Linked DNA regions of Homo sapiens: region 1 is linked to region 2. The links are chromatin loops, found by intact Hi-C in ENCODE. Cell type or tissue: heart left ventricle. All regions are shown on one strand.

Region 1 (2,500 bases), 210 kb before region 2:
GGTGGTGATGACAATATCCTGTGCCTTGCATCCTTGTATCACACAGCCAGAGTGACAAAAACTAGATGAGAGGGAGTCGATGGAAAAAAATAAAGAACAAATTAAAGTTATTGTATTTATTGTGGGGGTGCTGGGAAAAAGTATCTGCTACAAAAAATTTTAAAAAGGAAAATAATGAACTCAATCCTGCATAAACCTGCAACTCACTGGCCCCTCCCGGCCCCCTTCTGTTGATCTCATCCAGGCCCCTCTGCTGTCTCTGGTTTCGTAGTTGACTTTAAAATTCTCTGAGAGCCAGTTATTCTTCTCTGTGACTTGTGGCTTCTGTAGGATCCCAAATTAACTCCATATGAACTCTTGGGGAACCCATTGACCTTTGTGTGGTCCAGCTTATTGTCCTCGTGTGACCTTTCTGGGGGCTCTAGGTTGCTGTTGCTTTCTAAATTTTAGAGTCAGAAGCCACCCAATGAACCCACCAATCTCTATGTGGCCCTCGGTTGATTCTGAATGACCTCTTGGTGAACTCACCGATCTTTGCATGAGCATCGGGTACCTTCATTATATGCTTTGAATCCTACAGTACCTGCCATATGTGCGGAGAGTCCAAGGCCAGAACCTAACAGAGTTCTTTCCTCACCTGTCATCCACCCATTCATTTCACAGGTATGATTAGGACCCGGGAACACATGTGGCCAGAGAGGCCCCTTCTCCACTCTGCCTCTCAAACCTCTGCCTGGGGAAGCCTTCCCAGTGGCCTTTCAGGAAGAGTCGCAGTCCTGTCAAGCTACTTCCCTACCACCGCCCCGTCGCTGGAACACGTAGGACGACATTCAGGCAGCTTCGCAAGTCAGAGGCTTCATCCCCACTTTCCCAGTTCTTTCTTTTCTCTTCCAGGTCATTTTTTGGCTTCTCTTTCCAGCCCCTCCCAGAGGCCCAAGTGGTAATGGTAACTGCCTGTTCTTCTCCTCACGAAACTGTGAGCCCCACGAGGACAGGCAGCCAAACTTCCTCCCACCACCGTATCCCCATCACCCCGCCCAGCGTGCAGCACACAGTTGGCCCTCATTGAATGAGAGGATGAAGGCGCAAGAGACACCGTCCTCAAGGGGCAACCCCCAGAAGTCCCTGAGCCCGAGGCCACTTCCCAGGACCACCAGGTGGCGCAAACCACTTATTGCATGTCACCAGTCCTGAATTTGAACAGTCCTAGAAAATGGGCATGTTGGAGGCAGCAGTTGTGGGTGGTGAGGATCCATTCGAATGCAGGAAGAACTATTAGAACTTTGACTTAGATTTATTTTCATCTCATCTTTTTTAAATTTCTATTTTTGTGTATGTTTTATAATGTACATAATATTTTAGTACAGTAGTACATGTATATAATTTACAAATAAATAATTATACAATTAAGGAAGTGAACTAAACATTTTTTTACTGATGGGAGGCACAACCCATGCTCAGGAAGCACATCTGTCCACAGCTGCCAGAGCTCCTGGCTCTGCTCTCCACTCACCCGCCCTCGGGAAGTGAAGGGTGGGACACTGACCCCGAAACTCACAGAACTTTTGAGGCAGCATGGGGAAAGTACAGAGAGCTCTTTTGTGGTGCCACATGGCGTTTTCAATTTCATTTAAGTGAACATTTACTTCCTCTGAGCAAAACGAAGGGGCCAGATGGTTTGGGTCTAAAACACACTTCAGCTGATCCAACTTAAATAATCTGAATTTAAATCACTACATCTCTCCACATACTCAATAGCCCCTTGCCTCAAATGTGAGTGGGCCTGTAAAGTTAGATACTTAGTTGCAAGCCTGGCTTATTTTATTAACTAAGTGTGTTACCACTGACGCCAAATTCCTGGCCAAACTACAGTAATCTATTTAAACAATAGAGAGGATTCGCTCTTCATAGCCACACTGAATGTGCCATCACCCCCACCCACTTGTCAGTTGGAGAAATGCAGGGCTTAAAGGTGCTAGCTAATCCGTGATCGTCAAGTGGCAAATTTCTCCACTCTTCCCAGATGTGGCCTTGGCTAAGCCTTTCTGATTCACTAGACAAATGAAAGAAATAGCGACAGAAAAACAATCAATAACTTGTCATTCCACCTTTTCCCACAACCAAGAATTAAGGGCTTCCATAACCGTCCTCCGACAAGCATCTTTGGGCTTGTTGACAAGCAGCCATTTGCGAGACAGAGTGTCTTTTATTCCTATAGCAGTAGATCTGTCCAAGAGGCCACCTCTGGAGCTCAGAGACCTGGCAGCACCAACATAAAGACCCAAATATAAACAGGGCCGTGGTCCCATCCGACTCACACCCCAGGATATCCATGGGACAAACGGGGCGGTGCATACACGCTCTATTTTTTCCAAAAGTATCATCGGTAAGAGCAGTATAAGTCACAGGTCAGCTGGAAGAGGGAAAAACAGGGCAAGGGAGGCCAGCACTGCCTCCCCCTTCCCTCCTAGAGCGTCAGGAATGCCAGGGGGCCAGGTGC
Region 2 (2,500 bases):
TTGCCTGGGTTTGACATAATAGGAAGTCAGCAGCTTTCCCTGCAGGTAGCTCCCACCCTCTAGCGAGGCTAGACCCAAGGCTTCCCTCCTTATTCCAGAAACTTTCTTAGTTGAGATTCCTTTGGATCCAGCAAAATCCCTCACATGATTAGGCACTACAGCAGGACTCGTGGAGCTCTCAATACACCGTTCTCCTTAGAGTCTATCAGTAGGCAAAAGCTTAGGTTCTAGGTACCAACAGCACCCAGGCAGCTTTCCCCATCTAGGGGCAGTGGTAGCTAATTCTCACAGCCCTGCCTGGGGCTCCCAAATAAACTCCTTGACCTGGGAATTTAGATTCCCTGCCTGCCCCTGTCCCTGTTAGAAGGAGGGAGCCATGGAGAATGTGGCTGACAGGCCCCAGGCATGGGGGGCTCAGCCACTTGGTGGGCTCAGCAAATCTGGAACATTTGCATATCCAGATGGCCAAGCCTTGAATTTCAAAGATTTCCCCATGAAGAGGCAGCTGGCTTCCGGGTGGTGGCCCTGGACGCTCACACCTGTTGGGCTGGAAGACTGAGGAGACCAGGGCCCCAAAATACAAGATAAACTTGAAACAGACAAGAACATTTCCCAGGCCCTATCACTAGCCCCCAACTCTGCTCCTTCTGTCCCCAGGCCTCCATCTTCAAGGTCTAAGGAGCCATGTGCTGGTTGCCCAGGGTAGGTGGGCAGGCAAGTGATAATGGACTGCTGCCTCTGTGACCTGCTAGAAATATGGGATCTCCTTGTTCACATGCAGCAATAGACAGATCTTTTCCTGCATGTAACCTGGAGCTAGGTGGGCAGAGGTCCTAACCTGGAGCCTGGTTCACCTATTCACACACAGAGACATGGCTGCCATAGCAACGGGGAGGGCAGAGGGGAGCTGGCAGCTTGACACTTCCAGTAGGCTTTGGGCTGAAATACAAGTCACTAACCTTTTCCTTCACTGTAAGGCTGAGAACCTGACTGAACTTGGCACTGGCCCATCTGATTCTGGATATACCACGCACAAAGCTTAAGTCCGAAAGAATCTCCCCACTCCAACAAAAGCCCCTCTCAGGTTGTGCCCATGCAGATTCACTGACCACACGCCTCACGGTTGTCACAGCTATGGGTCACCACTGCCCTCTGCTGGCCACTCAAGGCACTAGCATCCACTCAGACACCAAAGCCATCATCTCACTCCCCACATAAGCAAACACACTTCAGTCATCACCTCCATCTGTGGGCACTGAAATGCAACTCCATTCAGCCGTCCTCTGAGCCAGGGGGCTGACAGGAGACAGGAAGAACAGGGACCACCTCAGGGACACAATGTATTAAGGAAGAAATCACAAAGGAATTCTGCTCCCTCCAATATACATCTGAAACTTCAAAAGGAAGTGCCCCCCGCCCTTTTTTTTTTTTTTTGAGTCAGAGTTTCTCTCTTGTTGCCCAGGCTGGATGCAATGGCGCGATCTCGGATCTCGGTTCACTGCAACCTCCACATCCCCGGTTCAAGAGATTTTCCTGCCTCAGCCTCCCAAGTATCTGGGATTACAGGCATGCACCACCACGCCTGGCTAATTTTGTATTTTTAGTAGAGACGGGGTTTCTCCATGTTGCTCAGGCTGGTCTTGAACTCCTGACCTCAGGTGATCCACCTACCTCGGCCTCCCAAAGTGCTGGGATTACAGGCGTGAGCCACCACGCCTGGCTGGAACTGCCTTTTTATGAAGCTTGGAGGTTGAATCCAGGAAACAGTACCTGCCCTATAACTTGTTATGCACCAGAGCCTCCCCAACTTGCCTTGTTTCCTCCAAAGGAGGACTAAGCTGAGGTCACTTGGAACCATCCTTCCAAAAAGCTCACCTTCTCTGGCAAGTTTGGGAAAGCCTTGGTTTCCCTTGTTCCTTCTGTCACTCTGCAGCAGGTGACTGAAAGTCTCAGGTGCCCTCTCAAACGAGGCCAGCTCCCCTCGACTCTCTGTGCAACACATGACAGGTAGCCACACCTTCCAAGATGGCAGTGATGCTGGCTAGGAGGAGAAACTGCCCACAACGACCAAATCAGTATTGCCCCTTAATCAGATGGGAAAAGCTCCAGACAACTGTCACCACATAGGTAGCTTAGCATTTGCCAACTACCTCAAACATGGAACACTTCTCTTACCCAAGATGGTGCTGGCTCTGCGTCCCAAATGTCAGATTGTATTTGTGGGTTGTTTCTAGAAACCTCCAAGTCAGAGGGCCCAGGAGCTTTGGAGCTTCTAAAGCAATCTCATTTTCTATGGAGAACTTTAAACCCAAGGAAAGCTGGCAATTTGAAGACTAGGTTTTAACTCAAAAAACCAAACCCTCCCCACTCACATTTTCCAGAGGCTCTAAAGTTTAGGGAAGGGTGACATCTTTTTAAGATTTAAGATTTTTAAGTACCAAAAAGGAAGTTTAAACAGAATTGAGAACAAGTGGCTCAGGGCAGGGAGAGGTGTGCCTGG

The links. A loop is a pair of places that touch in the nucleus more often than their neighbours do. Peaks named below come from ENCODE experiments on the same cell type or tissue, not always from the same donor. Only the 100,000 strongest peaks of a DNase experiment are listed, where the experiment ranks them.
Region 1: a loop joins it to region 2, with 2.9 times the contacts of the local background. A loop is called at or near these places in 22 of 110 quality-filtered maps.

The regions. Positions count from the first base shown.
Region 1 is chr5:139,843,242-139,845,741 of GRCh38, reverse strand. It overlaps PSD2 (pleckstrin and Sec7 domain containing 2), which reads right to left. Exons shown (of 15, transcript NM_032289.4): 15 at 1,276-2,500. Among named protein-coding and RNA genes, the nearest start is that of PSD2, 49 kb to the right of the region's middle. In heart left ventricle, a CTCF peak has its summit at 1,153 (motif pointing right); a DNase peak (open chromatin) is centred at 1,137.
Region 2 is chr5:139,632,122-139,634,621 of GRCh38, reverse strand. No RefSeq gene overlaps it. Among named protein-coding and RNA genes, the nearest start is that of CXXC5, 15 kb to the left of the region's middle. RefSeq lists an enhancer at 1,004-1,298. In heart left ventricle, CTCF peaks have their summits at 950 and 1,151 (motif pointing left); a DNase peak (open chromatin) is centred at 1,141.